Linked DNA regions of Homo sapiens: region 2 is linked to region 1. The links are chromatin loops, found by intact Hi-C in ENCODE. Cell type or tissue: IMR-90. All regions are shown on one strand. Links, peaks and the distances in the headings refer to the core of each region. The heading gives the core; the rest is flanking DNA.

Evidence for each region. A loop is a pair of places that touch in the nucleus more often than their neighbours do. Peaks named below come from ENCODE experiments on the same cell type or tissue, not always from the same donor. Only the 100,000 strongest peaks of a DNase experiment are listed, where the experiment ranks them.
Region 2: a loop joins it to region 1, with 4 times the contacts of the local background. A loop is called at or near these places in 28 of 110 quality-filtered maps.

Annotation. Positions count from the first base shown.
Region 1 is chr5:56,196,931-56,204,778 of GRCh38, forward strand. All of the region lies in intron 2 of ANKRD55 (ankyrin repeat domain 55), which reads right to left. Among named protein-coding and RNA genes, the nearest start is that of ANKRD55, 32 kb to the right of the region's middle. In IMR-90, for the core only: a CTCF peak has its summit at 4,374 (motif pointing left); a DNase peak (open chromatin) is centred at 4,371; H3K27ac peaks cover 239 bases.
Region 2 is chr5:55,712,136-55,718,464 of GRCh38, forward strand. SLC38A9 (solute carrier family 38 member 9) reads right to left here and starts at 189. Exons shown (of 16, transcript NM_173514.4): 1 at 82-189. RefSeq lists enhancers at 287-336, 427-616, 452-1,095. In IMR-90, for the core only: a CTCF peak has its summit at 2,366 (motif pointing right); a DNase peak (open chromatin) is centred at 266; H3K4me3 peaks cover 843 bases; H3K27ac peaks cover 430 bases.

The sequences.
Region 1 (7,848 bases), core at 2,355-6,354:
CTCTCAGGGCCCCATCTCAGATCTACTAAATCAGATACTCTAGGAGCAGGGGCAGGGGCCAGCAGTTGTGTTTAAGCAAACTCTGCAGGTGTCTTTGTTATCCTAGTTTGAGAACCACTGCCAATACCTACATGATTTTGGTGCAAATAGTGTTTGAAGCACACTGAAGATTACTGCCCCATTATTAAGACATTTTTCAAAAAGCATGTTTTAAATCAGTGTAGTCCAGGATCACATAATATTAAATATAAAATAAAGATAATTTAAAGGGTCATTGGATCCTTCATTTTGGCCAAATTTGTAGCTTCTCCAAAGTGACTAATATCAGGGTCCACGATAAAATCTGTAATTCTCCAAGTTTAGTAATTTTATATTGAGGCAGGAAGGGTTCATTAAGTACTAATAAGTACAAAATTTATTAAAAGCATACATAAAATCAGTGTCATCAAAAAGGTCTACAATTGTTAGTAAAAACAATTTAAATTGAAGTAGTAAATGCTATTTTATAACATACAGAGCACTTTTCTGCCAATTCATTCTGTTTTGTGTGACCTAATAAAGCAAAAACAAAAACAATTCTCCAAGTATTTCATAGAGCACATAAAACCAGATTTCATGATGATGATGTATTCACTATCTTTTAGATTAAGATCTTCGTTATTTAGATAAATTATTTTAGTATGGTTTTAAAACATAAGGCTTTTGATGTCTTATGTTCTCTAATGATGGTATGCTTATATTTTCTAGTGGAAAGTTCATAGATAAAGCCAATTTTTGTCGCAGTTTGTTTTCAAATATCATAAATTTCAGAGGAGTTTTTCTTACTGTAATGAGATACGAAAATAAACCACTGATCGGCTTTTAATATTATTTGAATATGGAATTGGATTTGAGCATTAAATTTGCTAACTGGTTATTTTCACAATTGTTTTCTTGAGTATTAATTTTTCACTTCTTTGAGACTGTCAAACCATAGTTATTAGCAGGCTGATGCACTTTTGTACTTGAAAGAATCCCTTGATTGATTAAATTATATCTAGCATTTTATTCTCCATTTGTTTTCAGTTCATTAGACTATTATTCTTTGACAGTTTCTGCTTTGTATTTATTGCCCTTCTTTATTTGTTTTATTACTAATTCCCATTTTCTAGTTACTCTTAAATGCTGCCTTCAAAGGGTTAATTTGGCTGTTAATAGTGACTAAAATTTTTATTACTTAATTGAAAATTTTAAACCTACGAACTGGGTTTCCCTATGAGATTGAAAGTAAAAGTCTAAGAATAATGCCTGCTGGCTCTCAAGATAGTTGCCCTACTTAAAAATCTAGAATTTTAAATTAATTCTGCATCTACAATTATTATTATTACTGTTTTTTTTTCTTTTTTTGAGACGGAGTTTCGCTCTTGTTACCCAGGCGTGATCTTGGCTCACCGCAACCTCTGCCTCCTGGGTTCAAGCAATTCTCCTTCCTCAGCCTCCCGAGTAGCTGGGGTTACAGGCATGCACCACCACGCCCAGCTCATTTTGTAGTTTTAGTAGAGACGGGGTTTCACCATGTTGGTCAGGCTGGTCTTGAACTCCCAACCTCAGGTGATCCGCCTGCCTCAGCCTCCCAAAGTGCTGGGATTATAGGCGTGAGCCACCGCGCCTAGCCACATCTACAATTATTAAAGGAAGTAAAGTTATTTGGATTCTTCCACTCACCCTTTTCTCAAAAACAAAAAAAACCAAAACCCATTTGCTTTGTTTTTCTTCTTTATAGTAGGCCTGACAGAAACATACTGAAGCAATCTGGGAGACAACCTGTGATAGATCCTATGCTAAATGTTAATGTTACCTCTGTTGATTTAAAAACACGTGTTTAGGGGCTGGGCAGCGGTGGCTCACACCTGTAATCCCAGCACTTTGGGAGGCCGAGGCAGGCGGATCACGAGGTCAGGAGATCAAGACCAACCTGGCTAACATGGTGAAACCCCGTCTCTACTAAAAATACAAAAAATTTAGCCGGGCGTGGTGGCGGGCGCCTGTAGTCCCAGCTACTCAGGAGGCTGAGGCAGGAGAATGGTGTGAAGCCGGGTGGCAGAGCTTGCAGTGAGCCGAGATCGCGCCACTGCACTCCAGCCTGGACGACAGAGTGAGACTCTGTCTCAAAACAAACAAACAAACAAACAAACCCAAAAAAACCCAAACACGTGTTTATATCTAAGAGTTGAAATAAAAACTTTAACAAAGGGTGGAATAAGGAATTTTACAAATTCTCTTTAGAGAAACCAGCTCTAAAGTTTTAGGGTTGAATTGTGCTCTATTTCAATTCCCTTACCTCTCTAGTTTTCAGTTTATATTAGTTAAATTTTAATAACTTTGCAGGGCCCGGCAAATTAATAACCTACATGAAGTATTTTATCAGAGGGAAACTAATCTTACTGCTGAGCAGTGTGTTGTACTACATAGTGAATGTTTGTGTTTTGGAATCTAACAATTATTTAAGGTAATGGTGTTATGAATGGTTTAAAAATGTCTGGTGACTTGCTTATTTTAAGTGATCACCATTAAGTCAGAAAAATGTATTTTTAAATGTTTCTTAAAGTGGCTTTTGAACATTTTTAAACAGTTGATTTAAATAATGCATAAGATAAATTACCATGTTCAAAGTTAAAAAAAAAAAAAAACTTGGGTGTGGCTTGGTTTGGTGGCTCACGCCTGTAATCCCAGCACTTTGGGAGGCCGAGGTGGGCGGATCACAAGGTCAGGAGATCGAGACCATCCTGGCTAACACGGTGAAACCCTGTCTCTACTAAAAGTACAAAAAAATTAGCTGGGCGTGGTGGCGGGCGCCTGTAGTCCCAGCTACTTGGGAGGCTGAGGCAGGAGAATGGCATGAACCCGGGTGGTGGAGCTTGCAGTGAGCCGAGATCGCACCACTACACTCCAGCCTGGGTGACAGAGTGAGACTCTGTCTCAAAAAAAAAAAAAAGAGGCCGAGGTGAGAGGATCACTTGAGACCAGTAGTTGGAGACCAGCCTGAGCAACACAGCATCTCTACAATTGTGTTTTAATTGTAATATGTATATATATGAAATGTGTAAAAGTCCGTAAAAGCCTGGAAGAACGTGCATCAAAAAGTCTATAGAGATAATCTCTTGGATATTCTTCAGAACTTTCTATATTTTTCAAATTCTCTATAATGAATTTATGTTCTTTTATACCTGTCAGAATAAACCAAATTCAGGCTTACTAGCTTTAATAAACTAATACTAAGGGGGTACACAGAGCCTAGCATATCTATAACTAAGAAAGCAAGTCCTTGCTGTTTGATAACATCCTAAAAAAGAAAAAAGTATGTATTTTGCTAATTCTGACCTTTATAAATACTCTAGTAGGTTTTTTTTTAAAAAAGACATAGGTATGTATTTTAATTTTTATTAATTTTTACCTAAAAATTGGAAGAATAGACAGCCTTAAGATCATTTCTTTCCTTCATTTTTCATGGTCAAAAAACCTAACTGATTTCTGGATGTATCATAAATTATCCAATGTCAAGGGCTTAGCATTAATACTGGTATGTCAGACACGTAATAGGCTATTAAAAATGTTTTAGATTAGAGGACCTTCCTTAGAGTATCTCAAGTTTTACAAAAAGTTCCTTTTTTAGAGCTTCATATGGTGGCTCTGTCCTTGGGTTATTATGGAGCTCTTTGGGAAAGCCCTTGACTGCATCGGTTACTGGGCCCATTTTGTTGAAATTACCCAGAAGTTAGCTTGACATTTGTTCTGCCTAAGCTGTGACCCTTTTGCAAAAGGGCCAGGTCAGTGGAAGGGCACATTGGGTATTGCAATTTCAAGAGCTCAGACCAGGGTAATTTGGGGAGGCTTTCTTTGGTTTATTCTATTCTGAGGATTCTTGGGTGACTAAACACATCCTAGGGTCACCAATGATGTCTGGATTCATTTTGGACAACCACAGAGGACTCTGAAGCTCTTTCTTAGATTGTTCCTTGAAATAGAATTGATTGCCTCTGAAGAACTCATTCATCCATTTACTCATCTACCATATGCTAGTAAAATTGTAGTTACAAAGGCTACAGAGTTTCTGTCCCTAAGAAAGACATGCCCTAGTGGGAAGACAAATGTCTTATTTATGATTGAGACATACTGGAGATATTATGGCAGGACGGGAAGAATCACTTCAATGAACAGTTTCCTGGGCATTCCTCTAATTCCCTCTCTCCCCCTGCGGGATTATCCTGAATGCTTTGAAGAAACTGCATTCTTAGGGGTACCCAGAATGACCTATCCACAAAGTGGCGTCTTTCCACCTTTAAGGAGCATGCCAGGCCTTACACTGCACCACGATGGCTTCATGGGACAACATTGCCACCCACTGGTAATAAAGAGTCTCTGTGGACCTTCACCTGGGCCCTGAGTCAATCTGGAACTCTTTGGCCATGCAAGAACAAGTTAAAGGTCATTGATACAGCTGGCTGGCATTGAAACAAAATTAGTCTCATGTGACTTTTTTCAAATATATCAGGTGACACAAAGCATACATATAGAAAAATGGTAAGAGCACAAGCTCTGGGGCCTCACCTCTAGAGTCTGATTCTGGCACTGCCACTTACCTGCTAGCTATGTGACCTTAGGCAAGTTGCTTAACATCTCTATGTCCGTTCTTCACTTGCCAAATGGATAAGAATAGTGCCTCCCCCTTAGGGCTGTTCTGAGAGCTAAATGAATTAATTCATATGAAGTGCTTAAAGCAGTGCCTGGCCCAGAGTAAATATTCAAAGTGTGTTAATTAGTGGGGTGATTCCTCAAAGACCAAGAGGCAGAAATACCATTTGACCCAGCAATCCCATTACTAGGTATATACCCCAAGGAATATAAATCATTCTATTATAAAGATACTTGCATGCATATCACAATAGCAGCACTATTCACTGTTAGCAAAAACATGGAATCAACCTAAATGCCCATCAGTGATAAACTGGATAGAGAAAATGTGATACATATGCACCATGGAATACTATGCAGCAATAAAAAAGAACGAGGTCATGTCCTTTGCAGGGACATGGATGGAGTTGGAAGCCATTATCCTCAGCAAACTAATGCAGGAACAGAAAACCAAACACCACGTGTTCTCACTGATAAGTGGGAACTGAATGATGAGAACACATGGACACATGGAGAGGAACAACACACACTGGAGCCTGTCAGAGGGGGTGGTGTGGGGAGAGGGGGAGCATCAGGAAGAAGAGCTAATAGATGCCGAGCTTAATATTTAGGTGATGGGATTATCTGTGCAGCAAACAACCATGGCACACATTTACCTATGTAACAAACCTGCACATCCTACACATGTACCCTTGAACTTAAAATGAAAGTTAAAGAAAAAAAAAAACAAAGTGTGCCTGTTGTTATTATTATCCAAATTACTACTTTGACATTGATAGGCACTTGTGTCTCCTTGCTCTTAAACGAGACCCTTTGCCTTGTGCAGCAGGCTGTAGTAATTTTGTGAGCAGAAACATTTTTACCATTTCTCATGTCTTCTCCAGTCCCTCAGGGTGTATTTCCTGAGATGATAAGAGTGTTTTAGAAAGTGTCAGTCATATGAGAAGAAGAGAGTTTCTTTCTAACATTTTAAAGGGAAAAATAGCTCCGAACTTTCCACATGTACCAGTTGAGGGAACAAACATGCAAAGTGACCTTCATACCGTGGGAGTGGAAAAGAAGAGATTTCATTCTGTGGGGAGGAAGTCTTGCAACAATATTATCTCAAGAGTAAATATCTGACTGCAATCAGATCTTTCTTCCTAACCAAATTTGTGATGCAACACATGTTGTGTTTCTTTGAATGTTAGCATCTCTGTGCTCTTGCGGGGGTAGGTTTTCTGAGCTGTGAATGGCATTTCATGTTGAGCATCTCTCCTGCATGAAGAGGACCTGGGGAATGGAATTTTCTGTTTTAAGGAGTGTTTCTGTGTTGAAATTCAGTAAAGATGCCTCTTAGAATGCACTTTAATAGAATGCATCTTTATTTTAATAATATTAATTCTTAAAAATATCTTAATCTTTATGTATGGGGCCTTTAGGATGGAGGCAATATACACATTTACTGATTAATTTAGTACACATGTTCTGCTCAGATGGGCTTTCTCACCCACTGGGGTTTTGTGGAAACTTTTCTGATGTTAAAATATTATGTCAAGAAATACTTTGGTAATTAGGCAGTGATATGGTCTGGCTCTGTGTTCCCACCCAAATCTCATCTTGAATTGTAATCCGAATTGTAATCCCTACATGTTGGCGGAGGGACCTCGTGGGAGGTGATTAGATCATAGGGGTGGTTCCCCCATGCTGCTGTTCTCATAATAGTGAGTTCTCATGAGATCTGATGGTTTTTTTAAAATTTAATTTAATTTTATTATTATTATACTTTAAGTTTTAGGGTACATGTGCACAACATGCAGGTTAGTTACATATGTATACATGTGCCATGTTGTTGTGCTGCACCCATTAACTTGTCATTTAGCATTAGGTATATCTCCTAATGCTATCCCTCCCCACAACAGTCCCCGGTGTGTGATGTTCCCCTTCCCCTGTGTCCATGTGTTCTCATTGTTCAATTCCCACCTATGAGTGAGAACATGCGGTGTTTGGTTTTTTGTCCTTTCGATAGTTTGCTGAGAATGATGGTTTCCAGCTTCATCCATGTCCCTACAAAGGACATGAACTCATCATTTTTTATGGCTGCATAGTATTCCATGGTGTATATGTGCCACATTTTCTTAATCCAGTCTATTATTGTTGGACCTTTGGGTTGGTTCCAAGTCTTTGCTATTGTGAATACTGTCACAATGAACATATGTGTGCATGTGTCTTTATAGCAGCATGATTTATAGTCCTTTGGGTATATACCCAGTAATGGGATGGCTGGGTCAAATGGTATTTCTAGTTCTAGATCCCTGAGGAATCGCCACACTGACTTCCACAATGGTTGAACTAGTTTACAGTCCCACCAACAGTGTAAAAGTGTTCCTATTTCTCCACATCCTCTCCAGCACCTGTTGTGTTTTTTTAATGATTGCTGTTCTAACTGGTGTGAGATGGTATCTCATTGTGGTTTTGATTTGCATTTCTCTGATGGCCAGTGATGATGAGCATTTTTTCATGTTTTTTGACTGCATAAATGTCTTCTTTTGAGAAGTGTCTGTTCATATCTTTTGCCCACTTTTTGGTGGGGTTGCTTTTTTCTTGTAAATTTGTTTGAGTTCATTGTAGATTCTGGATATTAGCCCTTTGTCAGATGAGTAGATTGCAAAAATTTTCTCCCATTTTGTAGGTTGCCTGTTCACTCTGATGGTAGTTTCTTTTGCTGTGCAGAAGTTCTTTAGTTTAATTAGATCCCATTTGTCAATTTTGGCTTTTGTTGCCATAGCTTTTGGTGTTTTAGACATGAAGTCCTTGCCCATGCCTATGTCCTGAATGGTATCGCCTAGGTTTTCTTCTAGGGTTTTCATAGTTTTAAGTCTAACATATAATTCTTTAATCCATCTTGAATTAATTTTTGTATAAGGTGTAAGGAAGGTTTTATAAGGGGATTTTCCCCCTTTGCTTGGCACTTCTCCTTCCTGCTGCCATGTGAAGAAGGATGCATTTGCTGCTTCTTCTGCCATGATTGTAAGTTTCCTGAGGCCTCCCCGACACTGCAGACCTGTGAGTCAATTAAACCTCTTTCCTTTATAAATTACCCAGTCTTGGGTAGTTTTTTTGTAGCAGCATGAGAATGGACTAATACAGGTAGGTAGAAATCTTTAATTTTATGAAGGATTATGCTAGCCTTGCTGG
Region 2 (6,329 bases), core at 22-4,021, 490 kb before region 1:
CAACCCTTCCCGCCGCCTTCCCTCGGATACCTTCCCACCTCCCCGAGGGGCGAGTTTGCTAGACGTGGGAACGTGATCTACCTGAGCAGGCCGAGCCTTCAACCTCGGAGAACTAGACGAGAAGATAAAGATTCCCTTCCCAAATTCTCGCAATTTGCGACCGCGGGGCTCCTAGTCCAAACAGGAAGCGGCAATAGCCTGGGTCGCAGGGGCCGGCGGGAGTTGGAGTTCTGAATGCGCCAAGCCCGCGGTCGCTGTCAAACCTCTCGCCGCTACGGACTACAACTCCCAGAGGGCTCTGCGACGGCCAGCACGCCCATCACCGCAGGGCCCAGCCCCGAGGCTTCAGGAGGCTGGGCAGCCGGCGCGCCCAGGTGGGCGAGTCCAGTCGGAACTGCAGCCCCGAGTTTGCTCCAGTTCCTTGTCCCGGCTGGAGGCTGGGAGGGGTAGTAGAAGGAATGCAATCTCTTGCCATTCATAGAGCCCCGGAGGCCACGTGAGAAAACGCTGATGCGGCACCTCCATCGAGGGATCACCCCTCTTTTGGGCTTTCCTGGCGCGTGTTGTATGATCTGGTTACGTCCTTGGACCCTACAGACACAAAGGGAAGCTGGTTTGAAAAAACTGTTGAGTTGGCATGCTCCCTCCGTCGTCTAGATATTTGGGTTTGTTTTTTAAAAATGTGTTTGCAAATTAGTCTCTAGGCTAAAAGGGGCTTTAGAAGGATTTTAGAGGCCCACCCCACATACCCAGCAATTTTCCCCAAAACCTCCCCAAGTAAACATACAGTCTAAGTAAAATTAATGTGCTTGTTATGAAAATCAGTTCAAGGTCAGTCCCTGAAAAGCATATGGCCACCCTAAGCTCTTCTTACAAAGGAAGCCAGTGGCTCTTTTTGTTTCTTTTTCTTTTTTCTGTTTAAACCAGAAGAAACAGTGTCTGTAATGCCAGAAAAAAAACTAAAAATTTAGACCGGCTCCGTGGCTTATGCCTGTAATCTCACCATTTTGAGAGGCTGAGGTGGGAGAATCACTTGAGGCCAGGAGTTGGAGACCAGTCTGGGCAACATAGGGAGACCCCATTTCTACAAAAGAATTTAAAAAATTAACTGGGCAGGGTGGCACCTGCCTGTAGTCAAGCTTACTTGGGATGCTGAGGCAGGAGGATCATTTGAGGCCAGGAGTTAAGGCTGCAGTGAGCTATGATGGTGCCACTGCACTGCAGCCTGGGTGACAGAGCAAGACCCTGTCTCAAAAACAAAACGAAACAAAACAAAAAACCTAAACTTGAAAATTCAAATTTAGGCTGGGTGCGATGGCTCACACCTGTAATTGCAGCACTTTGGGAGGCTGAGGAGGGCAGATCACAAGGTCAGGAGTTTGAGACCAGCCTGACCAACATGGTGAAACCCGTCTCTGCTAAAAATACAAAAATTAGCCAGGCGTGGTGGTGTGCACCTGTAATCCCAGCTACTCTGGAGGCTGAGGCAGGAGAATCGCTTGAATCCGGTAGGCGGAGGTTGCAATGAGCTAAGATTGTGCCACTGCACTCCAGCATGGGCGACAGAGCGAGACTCAGTCTCTAAAATAAAATAAAATAAAAATTCAAATTTAACAAATAGCTAACATTGAATGCCAAGAATTTTACGTGTATATCTTTTTAAGTCTTTACCACAGTTCTGGAAATGATAATATCTCTTTAAGTCTTTATCACAGCTCTAGAAATGTATATTTTTCCTGTCTTACAGAAAAGGAAATAGTCCCAGAGAATTTAAGTGCCTTGTACAAGGCTAAACAACTACTAAGTGGCAGAAGATCTGGAATTCATACTAAGATCTTATCCCAAAGCCTGCGTGCTCTCAAACATTGCGTCTATTATGGAGGGCTTGACAAATGCAAGGCAAACGATTTAATGAATGTTGTCTTTAAGGGAGATAAAAGTTGTTTTGCTGATGGTATTCTTGTTCAAAAACTTTTTTAACTGTTCATTGGCCCTGCCTTCAAGTCAGGGCTGGTCAAGTAACACAAGTCAGTAATACATTCTTTTGATAGTTTCAGTGATAGCAACCTTTCTTTTTTTTCTGCATTCCAGGCTGAGAAAATAATTTCAAGCAAGGCTGGGAAACACAAAAGTAAATAGTATGAAATGATGTCAGCAAAAAATGGGAAAAAAGTAGGGAACTCAAAAATGAATAAGCTGGCAAAACTGTCAGGAGCACCTTTTTTGGAAACTCTGAAACTGATAAAAAAAACTCACAAAATCCAGGGGAACATGTAATGAAGAAAAAACTGCTGAATTTTGGTAAGAGAGTTCTGTGGTCATCTTCTATTCTCCAAGTTGTCAGTGGCCTTGAAGATGGCAGCCACATTCCTGGTGTGGGTTGCTGGCACCAGAGGGAGCACTATGGACCTTATCCTCAAGGAATTGTAGGTGTGTTTTGACCTCCCTGATGGTTTCCTGAAGGTTCAACTCAACGGCTTGCCTTTGTTTCACCTGCCTCAGAGCTTCCTCAGGGCTCAGGCAGCTTCCCAGGCAGTGTTTGTCAAAAACATTAAAGGCAAACAGCCAGTGTCACAGAAAGCAAGGTATGAAAGCCAGGACAAGCAATAAACAGACCAAAAATCCTGGGAAGGAAGAGGCTGGAGAAGGAGATAGTTGGGGGAATAAAGGCTTTGGAAAGCTTCATTTTATTCTGGGGAATCTAGAAGGCCATCGGCATGCCCTGGTCTGGATGCATACTCAGAGAAAAACCTAAGAACACCGTAAACTCTCACCTCTGACTGACCGTCAGCTTTCATGCAAGCAGGAAGTGAAGGCTAAGGTGGCGTTGTAAACTACCTCGTTAAGCATTGAAGGGGTGCCAGAACACATAGCTAACTGGCAAAGACTGGGAGTGTTTTCTCGCATTTTGGGCTTTTATCTTTTTATTTTTTGGTTTGAGACATTTAATAAAAGAAATAAACAACAACAAACTCTGGTGGGGAGTGGGAGAAGCAGATGTCCATAATTACCATATTATATACAAAATGTCCAGTTGTCAACAAGAAAAAATTATGAGGCATGCAAAGAAAAAAAGTATGGCTTATTTATAAGGAAAACATTTTTAAAGAACATTCCTTTGGGAAGCCCAGACATTGTCAACTGTCTTCAATATGCTCAAAGAACAAAGAAAATAATAGACAATAACTAAAGGAAACCAGGAAAAGTGAATTGTTCAATAAATAGAGGATACTATTAAAGAGGTAGAAATTATAAAAAGAAAGCAAATAGAGTTGCTGGAGTTGAAAAGCACAATAATTGAAATATAATGTTCACTGGAGGGGTTCAATAGCAGATTTGAGCAGGCAGAAGAAAGATTGGGGAATTTGAAGATACATCAAGAGTATACAGTTTGAGGAACAGAAAGAAAAAATAAGAAAAATGAACAAGACCTGTAAGGATTGTGGGACACTATCAAACAAACATTTGCACAGTGGGAATTCCAAAAGGAGAGGAGAAAATAAAGGAGTGTAAAGAATATTTGAAGAAATAATAGCTGAAAAATTACCAAATTTAATGAAAGACAGGCGTCTACACATCTAAGAAGCTCAATGAACTTCAGGGCGGATAAATTGAAAGGGATCGACACCAAGACAAATTGTGATTAAATTGTTAAAAGACAAAAACAGAGAATTTTGACAACAGCAAGAGAGAAATGACTGGTCATGTATAAGGAATCTTCATTAAGATTAACAGTAGGCTTATCATCAGAAACCATGGAGCTCAGAAAGCAGTGGAATGACGTAAGTGCTGCGAATAAAAGCCAAAAAAGAATCCTGAATCTGGCAAAAGTATCCTTAAAAAATGAAGGAGAAATAAATATGTTCCTAGAACAACAAAACGGAAGGAGTTCATAACTACAAGGAATACTAAAGGAAGTCCTTCAGCCTGAAAAGAGGCTAGGAGAGAGTAGCTCAAAGCCATATGAAGAACTAAAGAATATCAGTAAAGGTAACTACATAGGTGAAATTAAAAGTAAGTAGTTTTCTATTTTTGGATTTGTAACTCCTCTTTTTTAAGGAAAAAGGATTTAAAAAATAAATGCATAAAAGAATAATTATAAATCTATGTTAATGAGCACATAATATGTAAAGATGTAATTTTAGACAGTGCTACCCTAATAGTTGGAGAATTCAACACCTTGCATTCCATAAAGGCCCAGATAGAAGATCAACAAAAAAGTTGAAGACTTGAACAACACATAAACCAACTAGATCTAACAGACATTTATAGGACATCACTCCCTCCCAAGAACAGCAAAGTGTATGATATGGTTTGGCTGTGTGTCCCCACCCATACCTCATCTTGAATTGTACTTCTTATAGTTCCCACATGTTTTGGGAGGGACCTGGTGGGAGATAACTGAATCATGGGGGCAGTTTTCCCCATACTGTTCTTGTGGTAGTAAGTCTCATGAGATCTGATGGTTTTATAAGGGGTTTCTGCTTTCGCTTCTCTCTCGTTATCTCTTTGCCTGCCACCATCCATGTGAGATGAGACTTGCTCCTCCTTGCCTTCTGCCATGATTATGAGGCCTCCCCAGCCATGTGGAACTGTAAGTCCAATTAAACCTCTTTCTTTTGTAAATTCCCCAGTCACAGATATGTCTTTATCAGCAGCGGGAAAATGGACTAATACAGTAAATTGGCACCAGTACAGTGGGATGCTGCTGAAAAGATACCTGAAAATGTGGAAGCGACTTTGGAACTGGGTAACAGGCAGAGGTTGGAATAGTTTGGAGGGCTCAGAAGAAGACATGAAAATGTGGGAAAGTTTGGAACTTCCTAGAGACTTGTTGAATGGCTTTGACCAAACGCCTGATAGTGATGTGGACATAAGGTCCAGGCTGAGGTGGTCTCAGATGGAGATGAGGAACTTGTTGGGAACTGGAGTAAAGGTGACTTTTGTTATGTTTTAACAAAGAGACTGGTGGCATTTTGACCCTGCCCTAGAGATTTGTGGAACTTTGAACTTGAGAGAGATGATTTAGGGTATCTGGCAGGAGAAATTTCTAAGCAGCAAAGCATTCAAGAGGTGACTTGGGTGCTGTTAAAAGCATTCAGTTTTATAAGGGAAGCAGAGCATAAAAGTTTGGAAAATTTGTAGCCTGACAATGCAATGGAAAATAAAATCCCGTTTTCTGAGGAGAAATTCAAACCGGCTGCAGAAATTTGCATAAGTAACAAGGAGCAGAATGTTAATCCCCAAGACAATGGGGAAAATGTATCCAGGGCATGTCAGAGGCCTTCATGGCAGCCCTTCCCATCACAGGCCCAAGGCCTTGGAGAAAATGGTTTTATGGGCTGGGCCCAGGGTCCCCGTGCTGTGTGCAGTATAGGGACTTGGTGCCCTGCATCCCAGCCACTCCTTCCAGAGCCATGGCTAAAAGGGGTCAAGGTACAGCTCAGGCTGTGGCTTCAGAGGGTGGAAGCCCCAAGCCTTGGCAGCTTCCACATGGTATTGAGCCTGCGGGTACACAGATGTCAAGCATTGAGGTTTGGGAACCTCTGCCTAGATTTCAGAGGATGTATGGAAACGCTTGGATGCCCAGGCAAAAGTTTTCTGCAGGGGTGGGGGTGCTCATGGAGAACCTCTGCCAAGGCAGTGTGGAAGGGAAATGTAGGGTGGGAGCCCCCACAGACACTCCCTACTGGGGCACTGCCTAGTGGAGCTGTGAGAAGAGAGCTACCGTCTTCCAGACCCCAGAATAGTAGATCCACTGACAGCTTGCACCATGTGCCTGAAAAAGCCACAGACACTCAATGCCAGCCCATGAAAGCAGCCAGGAGGAAGGCTGTACCCTGAAAAGCCACAGGGGTGGAGCTGCCCAAGACTATGGGAACCTACCTCTTGCATCAGCGTGACCTAGACGTGAGACATGGAGTCAAAGGAGATAATTTTGGACCTTTAAAATTTGACTTCCCCACTGGATTTTGGACTTGCATGGGGCCTGCAGCCCCTTAGTTTTGGCCAATTTCTTCCATTTGGAACGGCTGTATTTACCCAATGCTTGTACTCCCATTGTATGTAGGAAGTAACTAACTTGCTTTTGATTTTACAGGCTCATAGGTGGAAGGGACTTGCTTGTCGCAGATGAGACTTTTATTTTTTTTAAGACAGTGTCTCACTCTGTCACCCAGGCTGGAGTGCAGTGGCATGATCTCAGCTCACTGCTGCAACCGCCACCTCCTGGTCTCAAGTGATTCTCCTGCCTCAGCTTCCTGAGTAGCTAGGAATATAGGCACCCACCACCACACCTGGCTAATTTGTGTATTTTTAGTAGAGATGGG